Regions from separate parts of the Homo sapiens genome. Here region 1 is linked to region 2. Evidence: chromatin loops called from intact Hi-C (ENCODE). Cell type or tissue: chondrocyte. All regions are shown on one strand. Links, peaks and the distances in the headings refer to the core of each region. The heading gives the core; the rest is flanking DNA. Region 1 overlaps CDK5RAP3 (CDK5 regulatory subunit associated protein 3). Region 2 overlaps SKAP1 (src kinase associated phosphoprotein 1).

Evidence for each region. Peaks named below come from ENCODE experiments on the same cell type or tissue, not always from the same donor. Only the 100,000 strongest peaks of a DNase experiment are listed, where the experiment ranks them.
Region 1: it touches region 2 in a loop (5-fold over the local background); 6 of 110 quality-filtered maps call a loop at or near these places.

Annotation. Positions count from the first base shown.
Region 1 is chr17:47,975,263-47,987,413 of GRCh38, forward strand. CDK5RAP3 (CDK5 regulatory subunit associated protein 3) reads left to right here. Exons shown (of 14, transcript NM_176096.3): 6 at 1-75; 7 at 252-391; 8 at 607-751; 9 at 1,450-1,560; 10 at 2,570-2,648; 11 at 3,567-3,655; 12 at 5,331-5,536; 13 at 5,901-6,072; 14 at 6,175-6,519. The coding sequence ends at 6,240. Among named protein-coding and RNA genes, the nearest start is that of CDK5RAP3, 10 kb to the left of the region's middle. RefSeq lists an enhancer at 137-637. In chondrocyte, for the core only: CTCF peaks have their summits at 175 and 3,257 (motif pointing right); no DNase peak of the experiment used is centred there.
Region 2 is chr17:48,127,819-48,139,396 of GRCh38, forward strand. It overlaps SKAP1 (src kinase associated phosphoprotein 1), which reads right to left. Exons shown (of 13, transcript NM_003726.4): 12 at 9,411-9,519; 13 at 5,624-5,998. The coding sequence ends at 9,418. Among named protein-coding and RNA genes, the nearest start is that of MIR1203, 23 kb to the right of the region's middle. In chondrocyte, for the core only: CTCF peaks have their summits at 3,604 (motif pointing left), 3,833, 7,495 (motif pointing right) and 7,695; no DNase peak of the experiment used is centred there.

The DNA of each region.
Region 1 (12,151 bases), core at 1-8,000, 150 kb before region 2:
GAGGAGGAGTGCCAGGCAGGGGCTGCCGAGATGCGGGAGCAGTTCTACCACTCCTGCAAGCAGTATGGCATCACGGTGAGCGGCGGCAGCCTCTTCGCAGCCAGAGGACACCTGGGCCCCTGCTTGTCTTCCTCTGACCCCGTCTGACCCCTCAGCCTGGTTGCACCCCCTTTGGGCCAGTGTCTTACTTTTCTTCGGTCTTTGGATGTTTTCTTCAATCTGTTGGACTCCACCTCTTCTCCCCTCTCTAGGGCGAAAATGTCCGAGGAGAACTGCTGGCCCTGGTGAAGGACCTGCCGAGTCAGCTGGCTGAGATTGGGGCAGCGGCTCAGCAGTCCCTGGGGGAAGCCATTGACGTGTACCAGGCGTCTGTGGGGTTTGTGTGTGAGAGGTAGAGAGGCCTCAGCTTCTCCTGGTGGGGGTGCTTTGCCTGTGTTCCCCAGCTCATGACCCTTCTCCAGTTGTCTTGTTCCCATATAACATTTGAACTCTTTACACACCTGAACCTGTGGGGGCCTTGCCCATTTGACCATGTGGCCCAGGCCAAAGCCCAGTGTTGGCCTTACGCATGGTCGGCAGGAGAGTCAGTTGTGTGCTCTGTTGAAGCCCCACAGAGCAGGTGTTGCCAATGCTGCGGTTCGTGCAGAAGCGGGGAAACTCAACGGTGTACGAGTGGAGGACAGGGACAGAGCCCTCTGTGGTGGAACGACCCCACCTCGAGGAGCTTCCTGAGCAGGTGGCAGAAGATGCGGTAAGATGGGCCTTGTGATGAGCTGTAGGAGTGGAGTGGGAGCTGCTTGTCCCCTCCCCACCCCCAACAGCCCAACCCAAGACCCAGAGAGAAGAAGGGAGGATTTCTGTGAGAGTGACTGTAGGTAGAAGGGCCCAGGAGGCCCTACTCCTTTATTTTTCTGAGTATAGGTGAGTGAGTGCCACAGAGGCTTTGCAAGGTGGTTCGCTTTGAACTCGGAACCTCCATCATGTGAGCTCTCTGAAGATGGGCTTTCTTTGGGGTAGCTTAGAGGCCACTGCATTTGAACAGTGTGCTCTCTACAGAAGCAGCTGAGGCCTGTGGGAAGGCAGCCCCACCCTCCTTTTTAAATTAATTTATTTTTGAGACTGGGCCTTGCTCTGTTGCCCAGGCTGGAGTGCAGTGGCATGATCCTTGCTGACTGCAACCTCTGCCTCTCAGCCTCAAGCGATCCTCCCAAGTCAGCCTCCAAGATAGCTGGGATTACAGGTTTGCACCACCACTCCTAGCTAATTTTTTATTAACATCTTTGTAGGGACAGGATTTTGCCATATTGCCCAGGCTGGTCTCAAACTCCTGGGCTCAAGCAATCCACTATCCTCGGCCTCCCAAAGTACTGGGGTTACAGACATGAGCCACCATGCCCGGCCCTTTTTAAATCCATCTTCCATGAGCTAACACTCTCTTTCCCTTTCCAGATTGACTGGGGCGACTTTGGGGTAGAGGCAGTGTCTGAGGGGACTGACTCTGGCATCTCTGCCGAGGCTGCTGGAATCGACTGGGGCATCTTCCCGGAATCAGATTCAAAGGTGAGGAGGCCTTCTCAGTCTGTCTCTCTCTGATCACTACTCTAACCATAAGAAAAGTGTCATTTGTGTCTGTAACGGCATCACTTGAAGTTCATAGCTCTAAGACCAGGTATAGTCCAAGGGAGGCAGAGTTTCACACGTCACATGTCAGAGTTTTGTTTTGTTTTTTGAGACAGAGTCTCATTCTGTCGCCCAGGCTGGAGTGCAGTGGTGCAATCTCGGCTCACTGCAACTTCCGCCTCCCAGGTTCAAGTGATTCTCCTGCCTCAGCCTCCCAAGTAGCTGTGATTATAGGCGCCCACCACCACACCCCTCTAATTTTTTATTTTGTTTGTTTGTTTGTTGAGACAGAGTCTCACTCTGTCGCCCAGGCTGGAGTGCAGTGGCATCATCTTGGCTCACTGCAACCTCTGCCTCCCGGGTTCACGCCATTCTCCTGCCTCAGCCTCCTGAGTAGCTGGGACTACAGGCGCCCGCCACCACGCCCGGCTAATTGTTTTGTATTTTTAGTAGAGATGGGGTTTCACCATGTTAGCCAGATGGTCTCGATCTCCTGACCTCGTGATCCGCCCGCCTCAGCCTCCCAAAGTGCTGGGATTACAGGCGTGAGCCACCGCGCCCGGCTAATTTTTGTATTTTTAATAGAGACAGGGTTTCGCCGTGTTGGCCATGCTGGTAACTCCTGACCTCAGGTGATCCACCTGCCTCGGCCTCCTGAGGTGCTGGGATTACAAGCGTGAGCCACTGCGCCCAGCCCATGTGAGAGTTAAATTTTGATGTCCTTTTTCTTGGTGTTTGGTACAGGGTGTAGGGGTAAAGGCAGGTGGGAACACTACAGAGCAGGGATGATGGGCCATACTGCCATTTTTGGCACCTAAGTCAGGGCTGCAAATCCTTAATAGAGTTGGAATGTGCAGCCATTGACCTCATCAAGGGCTTTGGTTTATTCTGGCTCCTTGGCTCAGGAAAATTCTCCCCCCATTGCTGTGGTTCTTTGCTCTCCTTCCAGGATCCTGGAGGTGATGGGATAGACTGGGGAGACGATGCTGTTGCTTTGCAGATCACAGTGCTGGAAGCAGGAACCCAGGGTAAGTGCACCATCCCCTGCAGCCCTGGCAAAAGTGGGGTGCTCAAGGGCCCCCACGTGTCTAGAAACAAAAAATGCAGCGCTAAGATGAGGCTTCTTGCACATTTAACTGTTTCTCAAAACCTTGATGAGGATGTGAGCTGAGGGGGACCAAGAGAGGTTTTTTTTTTTTTTTTGGAGACGGAGTTTCGCTCTTGTTGCCCAGGCTGGAGTGCAATGGCATGATCTCAGCTCGCTGCAACCTCCACCTCCTGGGTTCAAGCTATTCTCCTGCCTCAGCCTCCCGAGTAGCTGGGATTACAGGCATGCACCACCACGCACAGCTAATTTTATATTTTTTTAGTAGAGTTGGGGTTTCTCCATGTTGGTCAGGCTGGTCTCGAACTCTTGACCTCAGGTGATCCACCTGCCTCGGCCTCCCAAATGCTGGGATTATAGGTGTGAGCCACCGTGCCTGGCCCAAGAGAGGTTCTTAAAAGTTGAGAGTTTAGAAACTCTCAACTTTTTAGAGACCACATGTGGGCCAGCTGTTATGGTAGGAGGGCTCTAGGGGGATCGGGGCCCTGGAGTGTGACATGACCCCCGCCCCAACAGCAGAGAAGACGTAGTGGTGTCTGAGCCACTAGAGGGCGGTGCAGGATGAAACTTTACCTCCTGCGGTCCACCAGAGCAGAGAGCCGGCCTTTCTACCCCTCTGAACCCAGCTCTGGTCCTCCTCTCAGTCTGGGAGTTGGAAAGTGGTACCTGATTAGAGCTGAGACACCTGGGACAAGGTAGCCTTCCCCCTTGGATTAGAACAAGAAGTGGCTTTAGCACAGTGAGTCTGTCCGTATTAATCCTCCAGGGCTTCTCACACTTGAGGGTCTTTTCCTTCTCCAGTCCTCTGATCCTTTATCACTTCTCTGTCTCTTCCTGGCAGCTCCAGAAGGTGTTGCCAGGGGCCCAGATGCCCTGACACTGCTTGAATACACTGAGACCCGGAATCAGTTCCTTGATGAGCTCATGGAGGTACTGTCATCTCTGGAAGATGCAGGGGGGAGGCATGGCACCAGCACAGGTGGCTTCACTCCAGATGCCTGACCTGACCCCTCCTGTTTGTGTGAAGGGTGTGAGTGCTATTTGTGTCCTACAGCAGGAGCCTCACGTATTAGATGCCTCCTATTCATCCAGTTACTTATCAGGTACCTCCTAGGCACCTGGCACTACCTTAGGCACCAGAACTTGGGTGGTGAATAAGACAGTCAAAGTCCTTGACCTCATGGAGCTTATATTCTAATGGGGAATGCAGACTGGAAAGAAGATAAATAAATAAAATATGCAGGATGCTAGATGGCACCAAATGCCACGGAGAAAGAGAAAGTAGGGGAGGATGACGAGGATGTTGGAAAGGGCTATGGTTTTGTATCTGGTGGTCAGGGAAGGCCTCATTGAGAAGGTGACCTGTAATCAAGACTGCAGGCGGTGCAGAGAGAACCATGCAGATGTCTGGCAGAAGGGCTTCCCAGGCAGAGAGAGCAAGTGCAGAGGTCCCGAGGTGGGAGCAGACCTTGCACAGTTGACCAGCAACATGGAGGCTGGTGTGGCTGAGGAGAGAGAGCTGGTGGGGAGTAGAAGAGCTCAGAGATGTAGCGTCTGAACCTTGGTTTGCCTCTGAGTGAACTGGGAAGCTGTTGGAGGTTTCGAGCAGGTTAGGAACATGATCTCATTTGTGTTTAAGGACGATCCCTGTGGCTAAGGTGTTGAGCAGCCCAGCGTAAGGAGCCAGCGTTCTTGGACCTTTGTTGTAAGGCTGGGAGGACGGGGTCCTGTCTTTGTTAATCTCTGTATCTGCTCCCTTCCCAGTAGCCTGCTGGTTCGGAGAGCCTCCTGAAAGTTCTGTCCTCACCCAGTTCTCTCCTCTTTCTGCCCAGAGGCTCCTCCCAGCCTCAAGGGGAGAGGACAAAAGATATCTGTGAAGTTTTAACGGCAGAATAGGATTGATAAGTTAATATGGCTGGCTCTTGTATTCTTTTCAGCCTTGCCTTAATCCAGTGCTTCTCAAACATGTATTTCTGTTCCCTGAATCTCATTCCTCCCATGGAGACAAAATAAATACCTTCCCTGGGCAGAGAGAACCCTTTGAGTCTCTGTATTCTCAGTTATCTGATCCCAGGCTGGGGAGAAAGGACAGAGGTCTGGGGTTAGGATGAGATAGGAGGTGGGGACTGAAGGGTGACAGTAGTCTCTCCTAGCGCTTACAGTGTTCAGAGGAAACTCCTTACCCAGAGTCTAGCCCTCATGTCTCATTTTTGCATTTCGAGTAGTCCGAGGGCTTAGATTCTGAGTTCTTCTCTCAGTTTGAACCAATTTATCTTCTTTTTTTCTTTCTTCCTTTTTTTTTAAAAAGAGTTTCTCTGTCGCCCAGTCTGGAGTGCAGTGCAGCAATCATAGCTCACTATAACCTCAAACTCCTGGGCTCAAGTGATCCTCCCGCCTCAGCCTCCTGAGTAGCTGGGACTACAGGCATACACCACCATGTTTGGCTAATTTTAAACATTTCTGTAGAGACAGGGTCTCATCGTTTCCCAGGCTGGTCTTGAACTCCTGGCCTCAAGCGATCCTCCTGCCTTGGCCTCCCACAGTGCTGGAATTGCAAGTGTGAGCCATCATGTACAGCCTGAACCAATCTTTCTTCTGTCCTCAGCTTGAGATCTTCTTAGCCCAGAGAGCAGTGGAGTTGAGTGAGGAGGCAGATGTCCTGTCTGTGAGCCAGTTCCAGCTGGCTCCAGCCATCCTGCAGGGCCAGACCAAAGAGAAGATGGTTACCATGGTGTCAGTGCTGGAGGATCTGATTGGCAAGCTTACCAGTCTTCAGCTGCAACACCTGTTTATGATCCTGGCCTCACCAAGGTCTGGCTTCCCCTTGATGCAAGGCTCTGCCATCTTGAGCAGCTCTGCCTCCTTGTATTCCTCCTCTTGTTCCATGACCCCTTAAACCCCATCCCTGCCTCCTGGCCATTGCCATCCACTGGGGATAGGGGTTCTCTTTGGGACAAGAGGGGGAGGTTTCACATATACAGGAAGAATCTGCTTGCTTCCTGAGTAGGACAGGGGAACTGGGAGTGGGTTTTCCTTAAAAGGAAAGGGTTTAAGGATGTGAGGGTAAGCGGCCAGTTGGGGGTTTGGTTTCCCGAGCCTCTCACCTCCCCAGCAGCTGAATGGGAATGCTCAGGATGCACAGCTAACCCAGCACTCACCTGAGTGCCCCGCACAGGTATGTGGACCGAGTGACTGAATTCCTCCAGCAAAAGCTGAAGCAGTCCCAGCTGCTGGCTTTGAAGAAAGAGCTGATGGTGCAGAAGCAGCAGGAGGCACTTGAGGAGCAGGCGGCTCTGGAGCCTAAGCTGGACCTGCTACTGGAGAAGACCAAGGAGCTGCAGAAGCTGGTGAGATGGGAAAGGGAGGCCTGCCAGTGGGAGGACTCCCAGTCTGTGCAAAATGAGGCCCTGAGCACCCCTGCTTCTGCCCACTTGGTATCACTCTTTCAGATTGAAGCTGACATCTCCAAGAGGTACAGCGGGCGCCCTGTGAACCTGATGGGAACCTCTCTGTGACACCCTCCGTGTTCTTGCCTGCCCATCTTCTCCGCTTTTGGGATGAAGATGATAGCCAGGGCTGTTGTTTTGGGGCCCTTCAAGGCAAAAGACCAGGCTGACTGGAAGATGGAAAGCCACAGGAAGGAAGCGGCACCTGATGGTGATCTTGGCACTCTCCATGTTCTCTACAAGAAGCTGTGGTGATTGGCCCTGTGGTCTATCAGGCGAAAACCACAGATTCTCCTTCTAGTTAGTATAGCGGACTTAATAAAAGAGGAAAAAACTCTTGCTTCAGTACTGACAGTTCCTTATGCTGCTTCTCTGAGCCTGCAGTTGAGGCTTCGCACCTGTTTTCGTGGGGTTCTTGATCCAGGTGGGCTCCCTGATCCAGGTGGGCTCCCCAGGCCATCAGCTGTCACTGTGGAGCCCCAAGTTGAGGACTTTTCCCCTTTGCTTCTGGTGATAAAGAGGACCCCACATCTACAAATGGTTCAGTAAGGGGCTCTGGGATGGCTACGTGTGGGCCCCTTTCCATAACCAGGCCCAGGCCGCCCGACTCAGGCCAGAAGCCCTGGGGGAGCGGTCAAGCAGCAGCCTTGTTGGAGCCAGCAAAGCTGCATTTTCCTTTTAATCACAGCTTACCTCCAGGCAGAGGGAAAATGCGGTTTGGGGAGGAAGGGTCTGATAAACAAGGTGGAGACAGGAGCTGTCACCTTCCCTGGCTGCCTGTCCACTTCCTGCCCATAACTGCCCGCTCTGTGATCGGATAGAGCCCACCCCAGGATAGCAGCCCTCTCCCAAGCCACCTACCCATCCCCATTTCCCAGGAAGGGTAGGGGTTGGGGGTGGCTGGCAATTCGATTTTAATTTCATAGCAGAGCAGTTGATTCATGGCTCTTTGTCGCTGGCGTTGACTCCCGTAATGACTTTCCATCAAAATGAAAAGTGGAGTGACACCACTCATTATTCCTGCTGCTTGTTATCTCAGTTCTGGGGAGGGCCACCCCCTCCCCACTGCCTTTCAGCCGTCCTGGACAGTGAGTGATGGCGCCTATTAATCACCGACCCCGCGGACTCCAGCCAAAGGAGAGAGAGATAAGGCAGCATGAACTGCTCGAAGCCGTTCCTATCAATTAATGTCAACCCACCACTTCCCCCCAATCTTTGCCTGGTCACCTCTTTCTGGGGGATCAGGGGCTGAAATGAGAAGTCCGGGAATTGGAAAAATATTGGTGTTGAACATGGAGGTAAGACTCCGCAGACTAGCAGGGTATAGAGGAGGTAAGTGGACTGCACTCTGGCCTCAACACTCAGGAGGGATGCTCTTGGCTTAGGGAACTGCCTGCTGCTCTTGGTCCCTCTCCCTCTGGGAGATTGCCTTCTAGCTCCTGCCCCACCTGTTCAGCTGCTGGCTCCGTTGGCCATCTGGCCAGCCTCTTGCAGTAGCAGTCAGTTCACTGAGGCATACTACCCTTGCCCACTCTAATGTCCTTTGCCCAGTCACCAGCTGTTACGCAGACTCCATTGCTTACAGCAATGGAGCTTCAGGGAGAAACCCCGTGGACCAGGTGACCATGGCAGACCGGGTTCAGGCCTCCAAAGCTTCTGCCCCTGCGCTTGCAGATGAGCACCTGACCTGCTTTCCCAGCCCTGCCTAAGGTCAGCGAGGGGAAGCAGTGCTCACTGAGGTTTGGCTATTTTCCCAGGAAGGGAAGTGGGTTTAGATAGAGTTTTCTCAGCTGATTTTGGCCCCCTTGGTAAGCAGTGTGGTTAGGCCACTGCTCTGGATCAGAGATACTAGGTGACTGCTTAACAGGTGACATCAAGGCCCACCCTGATCCCCAGGCTGAGGCAAGTGGTTTCATGAAAGCCTTTAACTCGATAACATTGGGTTTGTTCTCCAGAACCTTTAGCCTCCCTTTCCTTTACCGCCGCCTGCTTCCTGAGTCCAGCCCTCCTGGCCATGCTGAAGGCACTGAAGGGATCCACCCGGCTGGTTCTCCCTGGCAAGAGCAGCTCTGTGTCTTTCAGGTCTGCCTCCAGCTTCCCTGAGCTTCACTGGTTGTATTTGGGTTCCTGCTTGTGTATCTCAGAATGCCCTCAGAAGTCGTTGTAGGGACAGAATGAGTTAAGATATGCAGAGCTCTTAGAACGCTGCCTGGTGCGGAGGAGGCTCTTGGTGGACATGTGTGAGCTCTTATTTTTGGTTTGGGGAACCATGATGAGGACTCTCCATCCTGGCCTAACTTGTCTTCTTGGAAAGGAGAGGTGAGGGGCTTTAGGGGAGCTTGAGACCAAGTTTCAAGCAGTCAGGTTGAAACTTCCCTCTTTCAGGGAAAGAGGGAAGCGGTGCACCAAGATTACACCCTCAGAATCCTTAGTTTGATGTGAATTATGCTGCCAAGAGCACACTATACTTTTGTGTTGACTTTTATCCCACCTCTTTCCAGAGAGGATTTAAGGCAACGCCTCTCACTACTTGGCTAAGACTCCTCACCCGGCTTCAGATAAGGAAGCAGCGAGTCACCTTTCCAAAATTCTCTGCTTGCTAAATCCAGCCATGGCTCAGCCCCACTCACTGCCTCTCTGCCCAAACATTGCCTCTCTCCCTGCGTCAGTTCTACCGTGTCCTCTCCGGTGTGGTTCTCTTTATAGACCACAAAAGTAGGATCCCTTTGCACTGCAGCCTGCAGTGGCTGACTGTGAACATGGGATAAGTGGAGTGCTAAGGCTCGTTCATCTGGGCCCCAGCGGTCCACCCCCTGTGCCCCTCTGAGGGCCTGCCAGTATCATGGGGAGTCTGGCACATCTAGAATTCCTTTCCTATTGCCAGTTCAGAGCAGGGAACAAGCTGCATCATTCAGAGTGAACATCTCCTCACCCATCTAAAGAATTAACCTGCTCTGGAGACCTGGCCGGGAGTTGAGGACAAAAGAAAGGCACATCCCCAGCCTTTGGGAGCAGAAGCCAACCTTGCTGGAGCTCCTCACATGCACCTCCCAACCACCATTAATTCCCCAGAATTAATGGTTGCGTACAGTTTCTCCCCAGAAACCCAGGTCCTGTGGCTCTTCTCTGCCTTTTCATACACTCCTACCTGTTCTGTTAATGATTTTTATTTCATCTGTTTTTAAAACTTATTATTTTTGAGACAGTTTTGCTCGTCACCCAGGCTGGAGTACACTGGCGCGATCTCGGCTCACTGCAACCTTTGCCTCCCGGGTTCAAGCGATTCTTCTGCCTCAGCCTCCCAAGTAGCTGGGATTACAGGTGCAGTAGAGCCTGGGTTTCACAGCATTGGCCAGGCTGGTCTTGAACTCCTGACCTCAGGTGATCCACCCACCTCGGCCTCCCAAAGTGCTGGTATTACAGGCATGAACCACCATGCCTGGCCTAAACTTATTTTATTTATTTATTTTTTTTTTGAGACAGAACCTCACTCTGTCACCCAGGCTGGAGTGTAGTGGCGTGATCTTAGCTCACTGCAAGCTCTGCCGCCCAGGTTCAAGCGATTCTCCTGCCTCAGCCTCCCGAGTAGCTGAGATTACAGGCACCTGCCACCACGCTCAACTAATTTTTGTATTTTTAGTAGAGACATGGTTTCGCCATTGGTCAGGCTGGTGTTGAACTCCTGACCTCATGATCCACCCGCCTCAGCCTCCCAAAGTGCTGGGATTACAGGCGTGAGCCACCGTGCCTGGCAACCTAAACTTATTTTTTAATAGAGACAGGGTCTCACTATGTTGTCCAGGCTGATCTCAAACTCCTAGCCTCAAGGGATCCTCCTGCCTCAGCCTCCCAACGTGCTGGGATTACAGGTGTGAGCCACCTCATTGGGCCTATTTAATCTAATTGCCACTTGTTTGATCTCTTTCCCAACTCCTGTACATGCACATACAAAATTTAATAAAAGTGATAGGAAGACAAACATGTAATACAGTGTGTTGGTGATTAGCACGTTCTTGAGATCTGGACTGCCTGGGTCAAACTCTGTCTCTGTTCTTACTCCCTTGGGCAAGTTGCTGGACCTCTCTGCCTCATTTCCTTCACCTGTAAAATGAAGACGAAGACCTTGGGTAGGAAGCTGTGGTGAGCATGCACACCACTTAGAACAGTGCCTGGAGGCCGGGCGCAGTGGCTCATGCCTGTAATCCCAGCACTTTGGCAGGCCAGGGCAGGCGGATCATCTGAGGTCAGGAGTTCCAGACCAGCCTGGCCAACATGGTGAAACCCCGTCTCCACTAAAAACACCAAAAATTAGCCAGCATAGTGGCAGGCACCTGTAATCCCAGCTATTCAGGAGGCTGAGACAGGAGAATCGCTTGAACCCAGGAGACGGAGGTTGCAGTGAGCCGAGATCGCGCCATTGCACTCCAGCCTAGGCAACAAAAGTGAAACTCCGTCTCAAACAAAAACAAAAACAAAAAAACAGTGCCTGGCACAGTAAGGCTCAGACTAGCTGTTGTGAGAGGGCGGTGGGGTGGAAATACCCTCAGCTGAGGTTAGAAAGTTGTGTTCTAGGCCGGGCGTGGTGGGTCACGCCTGTAATCCCAGCACTTTGGGAGGCTGAGGCAGGTGGATCATGAGGTCAGTAGTTCGAGACCAGCCTGGCCAGTACAGTGACACTCCGTCTCTACTAAAAATACAAAAATTACCTGAGCGTGGCGACATGCACCTGTAGTCCCAGCTACTCGGCAGGAGAATCGCTTGAACCCAGAGGCGGAGGTTGCAGTGAGCCAAGATCTCGTCACTGCACTCCAGCCTGGGTGACAGAGCAAGACTTTGTCTCAAAAGAAAAAAGAAAGTCGTGTTCTGGTGCCCCATATTCCAACATGTCCCAAATCAAAGCCATTGTCCACACCCACACTGCATCTCTCTTTATTTCCTGACAGTTTCATCAGTGGTGTCCTGGGCTCTGCTGGCTGCTCTTTCTAATCCACCCTGGGCCTTTTCACCCTAGTCATTTCCCTGCTTAGAAACTCTGAGGCTCTGTAGTGCCCCAAATTCCTAGAGTAGCAGCCGCCAAGCCCTGCATAATTGGAACCCCACCAGCCTTTTCAGCCTGGGCTACCCACCCAAGACATCAAATCCACATGTGTCCTCGAGGCCCCATCCTTTACTCGGCTCCCTCCAAACCATCTTGACCCCCGATTCAGATGAGGCCCAAATGCATCTCTGTGGACATCTCCAGTTGTCCCTGCAGAATTAGTCACTCCATCCCTCAGCAGCATCCTGCAGCCCCATGCAGATATCCTTAGGAGGGGGGAGCTCTTATTTATTGTGTTATATGCCTTCCTGAAGTGCCTGCCCACTGAGCTGCTTGCGGGCAGGAATGGTGTCTTGACCACATTTATGTCTCTCTTGGAGTATCAAACGTTAGCTTCTCTGAACTTTAATTGTCTTAATGCTCTCTAAAATGACTTTGACCTCTGACATATTATGATCATGTGGCTTACAAGTTAACACAAAGGAAGAGTCTCACGAAGCACAAGAAGTTTGGGAAGAAAATTGGGGTTAAGTCAGCTTTTTAAATGGACTGATGGCCAGGTGGGGTGGCTTACGCCTGTAATCCCAGCACTTTGGAGGCCGAGGCGGGAGGATCACTTGAGCCCAGGAGTTCGAGACCAGCCTGGGCAGAGTGCCTGCCTACCCCGAGGATCATTTCTGGGCCTCATCTCTCCTCTTTCACTGTTTGGTTGAGGACATTTCTGGAGAGGAAAGTAGAGGGCTATTGTCCCATCCTTTTGGAGATATCATTGCTTCATAGAGTTAGGTTTGCTATCAAAGCTGGGGCCTCCTCCCTGTCTGAATACCACCATCTGCTGGGCTTTGAGCAAGCCGTTCTGCCCTCTGAGCAATCGGGCCCGAGGAGCTGCGTCCAGGGTAGCTGTCCCGCCTGGCAGAGCCTGAGCCCAGCAGGAGGGCATCA
Region 2 (11,578 bases), core at 1-8,000:
TGCCAGTTGGAGGGGTGGTGGACTGTGATGGGAACCCACGAGGGAACTGAATGCACACAGCCGCCGACAGCTGGCCAGCCCCACAGGCAGCTTGATGCCAAAGACACCAGGCCCCTCAGAATGCCTGGGCATCAGGAAAAGAAAGCCCAGTTGGCAGGGTCTGCCTAGAAACTAGGCCTGCAGGGGAGAGGACTTCATTAGAAGGGACATTGCCAAGCCTCATACCAGGAAAGCCAGGTCATCTTTCTCTACCATCCACTCCCCAGGTGACTGGGCACCTCATTTTGCCTTATTTTTAGCATGACCACACTTCCCAGTTTACACCTGCGGTCTTGGCATCATCATTAACTCCCCTTTCACTCTCAAAAATGTCTTCCTTTGGAGAATAAATTATACGATCACTCTGTTAATTGTACTTCAGTTTCCTCTGACACGGAAGTATTTTTGGGGGCCATTATATTTATAAAAGATTTTTGTACAGCATGGGCTAAATCTTAAAATATATCATTAATGGAATCCGAAAGAATGGTCATCAATTCATATAGAGGAGAAAAACAGCATGTTTCCTGAATAGTTAGTTTTTTATAGGGAAAAAGGGAGACTAATTCAAATCCCTTGAAAAAGAAGAATCTTTAGTTATAAATTTCAAAGTCCCTACCCAATCTCGGCAAGTTCTAATGGGAAATGAAATAGCTGGGCAGTAGGGAAGGGAAGAAGCAAGGGACTATGGTAATCCACAAACTAGAAAATGAGCTGGAGTCACTGGGCTGTGTCGCAGAGATAATCCTCTGTGTAGAGGTCTGCTTTTTTAAAACTCAGCCCTGCAGATTTTGCCGGTGCTCTGGGAGTTAACAAATCAACGCCATTCAAGATTTATCCTTCCAGAGCCACTCCTGGTGGGAGACCTGCGGGGAGGGGTTTTTGTTTTTATTTTTGTTTTTGTTTTGCCAAAGATGAAAGCACCACTGTCCCTGGCATCTGAGAGTTTTGTTAAGACATAAAAAAAAAAAAACAAAACACAACTTTGTTTCTTTTTTTTTTCATCTTGCTTCTCTTCAACTCCATCTTTCTCAGACTGGTTTTTAAAGGCAGGGGTCTTCCTCCCCAGCCACGTGCATTATCTTGCGCTTTGCATTGACACCACTGCTTTATTGTGATGCCAGGGACTGGCATGAAATGTGGATTTTGAAGATGTCTCACTGGAGATGTCTGACTGCAACAGAACTCGAGTAAGTCAATAAGCAAAGCAGCTGACAGATAATTTCAAGGGGCTTTCATTTTATTTCCTCTTCCACAGCAGAGTTTGTGATTTTGAACCAGTGGTCACAACCTTTAAGATCCTCAGTTTCATCATTTGCAAATACTAGCTGGTTATAAATAAGGTGGTGCAACTAGGGAAGCTAAAATTCTTAAAAAGGTTAATGGCAACTTGAGATCAATGCTAATTCCTTACATAATTCTGTTTAGATAAAAAAATCTGTCTCAGCTGGGCGCAGTGGCTCATGCCTGTAATCCCAGCACTTTGGGAGGCTGAGGCAGGTGGATCACGAGGTTAGGAGTTCAAGACCAGCCTGGCCAAGATGGTGAAACGCTGTCTCTGCTAAAAATACAAAAATTAGCCGGGCATGGTGGTGGGCACCTGTAATCCCAGCTACTCAGGAGGCTGAGGCAGAGATCGCATCACTGCACTCCAGCCTGGGTGACAGAGGGGAGAGTAGGTCTCAAAAAAAAAAAAAATCAAACAGGAGGGAGGGCACCTTGTCAACCCCACCTTTGACACTACTCTAGTTGAAAACAAAATCAACCCGGGTTTAGGGAATGAGACTTAATAGGAATTCTCACCTCTTTCCCATTTTTTATTCACCATCAAGAAAGATATAGTTGGCTTTGAATTAAATACAGATTTCTAAGAGATATACCAGGCCATCATATGGAAAAATTTAATATTGAGGTAATTGCAAAACAATATCTATGCTATTTTGCTATGTGGATGACAGGGAAAACACACTAGAAAAACGTATTTTTAATGAAATGTAGCTGAAATGTTGCTTTCGGAGCATTTAGTATTCTTGGATACCAGCTTGGACAATTCAGGCCAAACTGTACCAGCCCCAGGTTAGATTATCGACTGGGAGTCAGTACTTTCTGTGTCAATGATTATACATTTACTTCTTAAATTTAGGATTTTAGCTTTTAAATTTTCTTTTTACATAAAATCAAGGAAAAAAGCCTTTCATCTCCACTGCTCTCCTATTTCACTTGCCAGAACAATTGGTAGTGATTAAGAAGCCGTCCTACATATAATGTGGTTAGTTAAGCGGTCTAATGCCCCAGTTATCCAGTTAGTGGCAGGCAGTGAGGTGGGGATTTGGTTAGTAGAGCCAAACAGAGGAGCGGTAATCTAATTAGCCTGTTGCCATCTGAGGCCGTTGGCTAAGATGGGGGCTAACTGGGTGTGGAGCAGTTTTGCTGGGTGAGGTTTAGTTTCCAACGCTGTAGGAATCTGCTGCTTCCAAAAAGTCTCCTTTAGAACTATCCCCTAGCAGAGAATGTCCATCAGCCTGTAGATTGTCTCATCAACACATCAAACATGCTCTACCCAACCCCTGCCGCGCTTTTTTTTTTTTTTTTTTGCATATAACAATGTCAGAGACAGCCAGAACTACAGACCAGATTTCCAATGAGGTAATTTGTTTATATACTTTAGGACCAACCTAATTTCTTTTTCTGCTGAGTTTCACAGCTAGAAGGGCCAGAGATCTGAGTGTGGTCCCTACGGTGGGGTGTGTGGCGGTACCCAAAGACCTTTGCAGTTTGGCAAGTGGTTGTTTCCTCTTGGAAAACAGGTATAGAAGGGACATTTTATTTTAAATGCTGGAAGCCAATGGCCATATGATTTAGAGAGCATTGAACTCTGTAGGGAGTGAAGAAGTTACCTTTTTCTTTTCTTTTTTTTCTTTTTTTCCTGCTCTGTCGCCAGGCTGGTGTGCAGTGGTGTGATCTTGGCTCACTGCAACCTCCGCCTCCCAGGTTCAAGCGATTCTCGTGCCTCAGCCTCCTTAGTAGCTGGAATTACAAGCATGCGCCACCACACCTGGCCAATTTTTGTATTTTTAGTAGAGACAGGGTTTCATCATGTTGGCCAGGATGGTCTTGATTTCTTGACCTCGTGATCCACCCACCTTGGCCTCCCAAAGTGCTGGGATTACAGGCGTGAGCCACCACACCCAGCTGACCTTTTCCTTTTTCAGCCTCATCCTGTCCCAGATCCCGGCCCTTTCTCTTCTGGTATCCCCTTTTCTGATGTCTTTCAGCCACAGAGTGGTGGCACGATGATATTCTGGCCTCTTAGCCACCCAGCTTTTCAGATTTGGGTCCCTGGGTCTCCAGGGAAGGATGGGCGGGGGATGGAGGAGTGGGGGAGAGGTGGGTGGCAGAGGAGGAGTATAGAAGGGTTTGTGTTTGCTCCCTCTGTTAAACACTTTAGAATATTGCCCATTGTCCTTTCCTGTGGGATGGGATTGGTGCAAAGGCTCCTAAAACTGGAGGCAGTTGGTTCTCTTTGGTTCACCTGCTCATATGCTGCCACCTAGTGGTTCCTTCTCCTTTAGCACTCTGTGTGAAGGGTAGGGGGACGTTAAGGACACTACTATATTGCCTTTATCTCACTTGGGTTTTTTTTTCCTCCTAAACCTAAAATTTCCCCTTTTCATTCCATGCAGTTATCCATCATACACAAAACTGTTTTCTTCTTTTTACTCTTGGATCAGATAATCTGGAAATGAATAGTTGGTATAAGATCTATGTTTTTTTGAGTAAGTTAGAGCCCACTAACATCCCTGTTTGCCCCCTGGTTTCTCTTTTGTGATGTGAGATGGGCGTCTTACTCCAGTGCTGCAACATGTTCATTACAGAGGAGAGGCAGGCTACCACCAAGCCAGGGCTTCTCTGAACAGGGATTTCTTTTTTCTTTCTTTTTTTTTTTTTTTGAGACGGAGTCTCACTCTGTCGCCCAGACTGGAATGCAGTGGCGCGAACTCGGCTCACCGCAACCTCCGCCTCCCGGGTTCAAGCGATTCTCCTGTCTCAGCCTCCCGAGTAGCTGGGATTACAGGTGCATGCCACCATGCCCGGCTAATTTTTGTATTTTTAGTAGAGATGAGGTTTCACCATGTTGGCCAGGCTGGTCTCAAACTCCTGACCTCGTGATCTGCCCGTCTCGGCCTCCCAAAGTGCTGGGATTACAGGCGTGAGTCACTGCACCCGGCCAGTTGCCTGTCTTTCAAAATTTCTCCTGTAGAGAAATCAGGCAATAATAGCAGCTACCCTTATTGAACAGTTATTATGTGCCAGGCATTGTTCCAAGTACCATTACACATGTTAAATCATTTAATCTTCCTAATCACCTAATGATACAGTGAATAGAGTATATCCCTTCTAAGGTGAGGAAACTGAGGCATAAATGGTCAAATAACTTGCTCCAGAGAGCACAGTAGACAGGGAACTGAGATTTATTCCCAGGCTGTCTGGTTGCAGATGTTATGCTGTTAATCACTATGTTTTGCTGCCTCTTAATATGCAGGTAACCTGAGTGCTAGGTACAGACAACAGGAAAGGGAAACAGGGAGCCCTGTATCCATACTTGAGCCCTCCTCAGAGCATTTCCTCAGCCCCTACCTGGGAGGTGTTGTAGTGGAGGACACATGGGTTGTTAACTAACCCGAGGCCTGAAGAGGAACTCTTCAATGTGCTGACTCCAAGGCCTTGCTTCTGGTTCTGTCTCATTTTGGAGATTCAGCACATAGGAAAAAAACCAAGTAGCTGGGTGGGAGTGGTGGCTCATGTCTGTAATCCCAGCACTTTCGGAGGCTGAGGCGGGTGGATCACTTGAGCTAAGGAGTTTGAGAGTAGCCGGGCCAACATGGTGAAACCCCGTCTCTATAAAAATACAAAAATTGGCTGGGTGCAGTGGCTCAGCCACCCTGTAATCCCAGCACTTTGGGAGGCCGTGGTGGGTGGATCACTTGAGGTCAGGAGTTCAAGACCAGCCTGACCAACATGGTGAAACCCCGTCTCTACTAAAAATACAAAAATTAGCTGGGTGTGGTGATGCACGCCTGTAATCCCAGCTACTCGGGCGGCTGAGGCAGGAGAATAACTTGAACCGGGGACGGGGAGGTTGCAGTGAGCCAAGATTGCGCCACTGCACTCCAGCCTGGGAAACAGAGTCGAGACTCCATCTCAAAAACAAACAAACAAACAAAAAACCAAAAATCAGCCAGGTGTAGTGGTGGGCGCCTGTAATCCCAGTTACTCGGGAGTCTTAAGCAGAATTGTTTGAACTCAGGAGGTGGAGGTTGCAGTGAGCCAAGATTATGCCACTGCACTCCAGCCTGGGCAACAGAGCAAGACTCTGTCTCAGAAAAAAAAAAAAAGACAAAAAATAAACAATAGACGTGGATTCCAGAGAAGATTCTGCTCTGAAAGACAATTCCAAGTCTCCTTTTTTCTCTGGGCTTTTGTTTTCTCTCATGCTATCTCCACTTTATTGGGAGGTGGTAAAAATGCCCAGAGCTGACATATTGATATCATCTTACAAAAAGGAGCTCAACATCATCACACATGGCAAGGAACCACATCCCAAGTTTATTTGTGCTTTTCAAACCAGCCAGAACAACCAGTAATGTCCTCCTCCCAAGGTTTCCTTCTCTCTCACCTTCTTTGTGAAAAGCTTGTGGAAAAGGCAGATGTGGTTGTGTGGACACATTTAGAGATGGGGATGAGCTATGACTAGGCTGGTTTAGTAACAGGTTTGATGAACGTGCCTCTTCCCACTTGTCTTACTGGTAGCTTACAGTCACTCTGAGGTGTCAAGAGACTTGGGTCTCTTCAGCAAAGAGAGGAGTCCAAGGCGTTGGTGGGGTGGCAGAAGTAGGGAGTGGGAACTTTTGATGATCAGTTTCCTCATAAAGGCAGGAGAGAGGGAAGAATATATTTCCTAAAGGAGGAAAAATACATAAATTTGCTTTTGTGATTCAAAATATAGATGTATTAAAGGGCACAGAGTATAATGTTTTCCCCCTTACCCTGTCTCACAGTTTCTCTGTCCTTGGAGGCAACCATGTTATCATTTCATGTCTCCCTCCAGAAATATCCCATACAAATATAAACAAATAGGTATATATAGTCTCCAGTCCTTTTTTATACAAATGGGGCAAATTTGGCTCCCATTCTTTGCTGTTTTATTTTTTTTAAACTTACCAACATATTTCAGAATGTATTCCACACAGTTTCCCTTTCTTTTTTACTGTTGCATAATATTCACTTCTATGAATGTACTATAGTTATTTGACTAGTTCTCTGTTAAACATTTAGGTCATTTCCAAGTGTTTGCTATTACAATGAACCGTATGTGCCTGTCATTTTGCATATGTGCAAGTATAGCTGTAGGATAATTTCTATTTTTTTTTCTTTTTTTACCCAAACCAAAAATGGTCAATAGGATAAATTCTTTTTTTTAGATGGAGTCTTGCTCTGTTGCCCAGGCTGGAGTACAGTGGCTTGATCTCAGCTCACTGCAACCTCCGCCTCGTGGATTCAAGCAATTCTCCTGCCTCAGCCTCCTGAGTAGCCGGGTTACAGGCGCCCGCCACCACGCCTGGCTAATTTTTGTATTTTTAGTAGAGATGAGGTTCCACCATGTTGGTCAGGCTGGTCTCGAACTCCTGACCTCGTTATCTGCTCCCCTTGGCCTCCCAAAGTGCTGGGATTACAGGCGTGAGCCACTGCGCCTGGCCAGATAAATTCTTAGAAATAGATTTGTTGGGCCAAAGACAATGAAGAGATAAACAAATAAATGACAGAGTGAAAAGGGTGAATTTGTTTTTTATTTTTATTTATTTTTTTTGAGATGGAGTCTCTGTCACCCAGGCTAGAGTACAATGGCGCGATCTCGGCTCACTGCAACCTCCGCCTCCCAGGTTCAAGTGATTCTCCTGCCTCAGCTTCCCAAGTAGCTGGGATTACAGGTGCCCGCCACCATGCCTGGCTAATTTTTGTATTTTTAGTAGAGATGGGGTTTCACCATGTTGGTGAGGCCGGTCCCGAACTCCTGACCTCAAGTGATCCACCTGCCTTGGCCTTGAAAGTGCTGGGACTACAGGTGTAAGCCACCATGCCCGGCTGGCTGGATTTGTTTAGATTTGACAGAAAAATTCCAACCCTCTATACTTGTGGCCATGAAACAGTCTTCATCAGGAAAATCATAAAGTCAAACCTTGAGTGACAGGCCTGAGCTGGTGTTGTATGGTTGTACAAGGGCATTGGAGAATAAGATCTATCCTTATGTATTTTCCTAAATGAGTTCACTCAGCTGCTGCAGCACACTAGAGTGGGCTCTGGTCTGGACTCCAAGGAATGTTTGTATCACTGTCACACTGATGCCATTCTTTACCCCCAGCAGTGAAGACTGCTCCTATTTCAGGCCAGAAGATGGAGCTAGTGACAACATGCTGGTCTTGGGGGCCCTCCATCAGAATCTTAATTCTAACCAAAACCCACTCTGCACCAAAGTGGCTCCCACTATTACTCCACCCAAACCAGGCACCCACCCCCACTATTTTGAAACACAATGTGGTTCTTGCTAATACAACACAAACCTATTCTTTTTCTTTTTTTGAGACAGGATCTTGCTCTTTCACCCAGGCTGGCGTGCAGTGGTGCAGTCATGGCTCACTGTAATCTCAACCTCCTGGGCTCAAGCATTCCTCCCACCTTAGCCTCCCAAGTAGCTGGGCCTACAGACGTGCACCACCACACGTGGCTAATTTTTTAAAAAAAATTTTGTAGAGACCTTCTGCCCAGGCTGGTCTCAAACTCCTGATCTCAAGTGATCCTCCTGCCTTGGCCTCCTGAAGTGTTGGGATTACAGGTGTGAGCCACTGTGCCTGGCCCTGCAAACCATATTCTCTATTACTTAAAAGTTAATTTGATTATGTTCCATAGTTCCAATATTTCATATGTTCCAATATAAGGAATCCTCATATTGGATTCCTAATCTTGGTCAGTCATATTGCAATATGTGGGGATTTTGGGGAAATGGTGCCCTGGGTTTGAGAGCTGGGGATAAACCTAGATCCATCCCTGTGGCAAAAATTGCTAGTTTTATCCCAATATCCATTCTTCCCTTTGTATTTAATCATGAATCTCCCAATTCTAAGCTGGACACAGGGCTATAAGCTTTCTTTACAGCTTGCTGTGTCCATATATTCCAACTTCTGACCAATGGAATGTGAAAGGAAGTGTGTGCGCAACATCTGTGAAGTACCCTTAAAGGAAGAGGGTATGCTTTTCTCTCTCTTTTTTTTTTTTCTCAAGACAGTCTTGCTCTGTTGCCCAGGCTGGAGTGCAATGGCGTGATCTTGGCTCACTGCAACCTATGCCTCCCGGGTTCAAGCGATTCTCCTGCCTCAGCCTCCTGAGTAGCTAGGATTATAGGTGCACACCACCATGCCTGGCTAATTTTTTGTATTTTTAATAGAGATGGGATTTCACCATGTTGGCCAGGCTGGTCTTGAACTCCTGACCTCATGATCCGCCCGCCTCGGACTCCCAAAGTGCTGGGATTACAGGCGTGAGCCCCTGCGCCCGGCCTGACCTTCTCCTTTTATCTTTCCTGCTGTGCTGTGTAGGTTGCAGACAGGATGGCTGGAGATTGAGCATCTGTCTTGGCCTTGAGGTAACCTTGAGAATGTTGGGCACACAGAGAAGAACAAAAAGAAAAGGTACCTGGGACTGGATACCTTGGACCACTTACCTCTAGATTTTTGCAGAAGAGAAAAATACATTTCTGTGTTAATTTTTTTTTTTTTTTTTGAGACGGAGTCTCACTCTGTTGCCCAGGCTGGAGTCCAGTGGTGTGATCTCGGCTCACTGCAACCTCCGCTTCCCGGGTTCAAGCGATTCTCCCCAGTAGCTGGGATTACAGGCGCCCACCACCACACCTGACTAATTTTTTTTTTTTGTATATTTAGTAGAGATGAGGTTTCACTATGTTGGTAAAGCTGGTCTCGAACTCCTGACCTCAGGTGATCTGCCCACCTCGGCCTCCTAAAGTGCTGGGATTACAGGTGTGAGCCACTGTGCCTGGCTTTCTGTGTTAATTAAGTCATTTTTAGTTTAGATTTTATGTTGCTATTAGTTGAACCTTATCCTAAGTGACACTGTCCCCAAATTTAAGAAAAAAACAATTCCAGAGGCATTTTCTTTCCATCAGTGGTGAATCACTAGCATTAGTATGAGAAATGAAGAAAAGCTACTTCACTGGCAACTCTCATCTTTCAGAGAAACAAAGTAGTGGCCCACAAGTTCCACTCAACTATTAGGCAGTTCATTGGCCATGGTTCTGATACCTGGGTTTCATCTTTCTTCCACTTCAAAGGCAGTGGTGAGATACTCCTTTGGAACAATCCCAACGAGGCTGTTCAGTTCTCCCACCCACCAGCCATACATGTTATACTCCTGAAAAGTGAAAAGAGGATAGCGTCAGTTAGAATTTGTTCATGCTTCTGCTCATTTATTCTAGTGATTGCATGGGAGATTCTGTTTGGTGGTTTCATTGTTGCCATTATCACTGTGAACTGTTAACTTCCCTGATGGGATTATTAAATTTAAAAAAATCATCTAGAGGAAGAGAGCAAGCACTTTCCTTTTGCCATCTTCCTGTCTACATTGTAAAATTAGCACATTTGATGCCCTTGCTGAACCTGAAGAGCATTTTTTTTTAAACCAAGCCGAATGGTATGGCTTCTTAGAGAAAGTTGGGCACACATTAAATTGCCAGAACACTACAGATATTCAAGGGGTCAAGTCATAGTTCAAATCAATAATATTTATCAAGCATCTTCTATGTGCAAAGTGCTGTTTGAGTTCCCATGAGGTATGTAATGATGAATCAGAAGATTGCTTGCTCCTTGGGAGCTTACAGCAGAGTAATGGGCTTTGGAGTCAGACAGACTGAGATCTAATCCTCGCTTGGTCATTTAGTAGTCACATGACCTTAGGTTCTCCTAGCTTTAGCTTCTTTGTGAGAGTAGGGATAATATCTCCCTTCTATCTTGTGGGGATGTAAATTGTATCACTGAAGTAAAAACAACTGAAAGTGTTTGATACATAGTAGATGCTCTAAACATTAGATTCTTTCCCTAGAACAGGTGAGAGGTGACAGGTACATTAATAATGACAGGCTAGTCACAGAGAGGAACAAACAAGAAAGAGGATGAGAGGGTTTTAAAGAGAGTTTAAGGGGTAGTCACAGAGTGAGGATGCAGCTCCTTGAATACAGAAAAGCTTCTCAAAAGCACAGCAGATGTTGAAGAGTATGGGGCTATTTCTTTTTTTTTTTTTGAGACGGAGTCTCGCACTGTCGCCCAGGCTGGAGTGCAGTGGCAAGATCTCAGCTCACTGCAACCTCCGGCTCCCACGTTCAAGCAATTCTCCTGTCTCAACCTCCTGAGTAGCTGGGATTACAGGTGCGTGCCATCACACCCGGCTATTTTTTTTTTTTTTTTTTAGACAGAGTCTGGCTCTGTCTCCCAGGCTGGAGTGCAGTGGCGCAATCTCGGCTCACTGCAACCTCCACCTCCCAGGTTCAAGCGATTCTCCTGCCTCAGCCTCCCGATTAGCTGGGATTACAGGCGCGCACCACCACGCCCGGCTAATTTTTCTATTTTTAGTAGAGATGGGGTTTCACCATGTTGGCCTTGATGGTCTTGAACTTCTGACCCCAGATGATCCACCCGCCTCAGCCTCCCAAAGTGCTGGGATTACAAGCGTGAGCCACTGCGCCTGGCCACAACTGGCTAATTTTTTATATTGTTGGTAGAGATGGGGTTTCATCATGTTGGCCAGGCTGGTCTCAAACTCCTGACCTCAAGTGATCCACCAGCCTCGGCCTTGCTAAGTGCTGGGATTACAGGCGTGAGCCACTGTGCCCACTCTGAGTATGGGGCTATTTCTGATAGCACCAGAAAATGTTTTCTTTCTTTTGAAAGAAGTAAAATTAGAATGAAAAAAAAATTTTTTTTTTTTGAGACAGAGTCTCACTCTGTTGCCCAGGCTGGAATGCAGTGGCACAATCTTGGGTCACTGCAACCTCCACCACCTGGGTTCAAATGATTTTCCTGCCTCAGCCTCCTGAGTAGCTGGGACTACAGGCTTGCGCCCAGCTAATTTTTGTATTTTTAGTAAAGACGGTGTTTCACCCTGTTGGCCAGGGTGGTCTCGAATTCCCGACTTCGTGATCTGCTCACCTCGGCCTCTCAGAGTGCTGGGATTACAGGTGTGAGCCACTGTGCCTGGCCAAAATAAATTTTTTTTTTTTTGAGATGGAGTCTCGCTCTTTTGCCCGGTCTGGAGTGCAGTGGTGAGATCTCAGCTCACTGCAACTTCTGCCTCCTGGGTTCAAGCGATTCTTCTGCTTCAGCCTCCTGAGTAGCTGGGACTACAGGTGTGCACCACCACGCCCAGCTAATTTTTTGTATTTTTAGTAGAGACGGGGTTTCACCATGTTGGCCAGGCT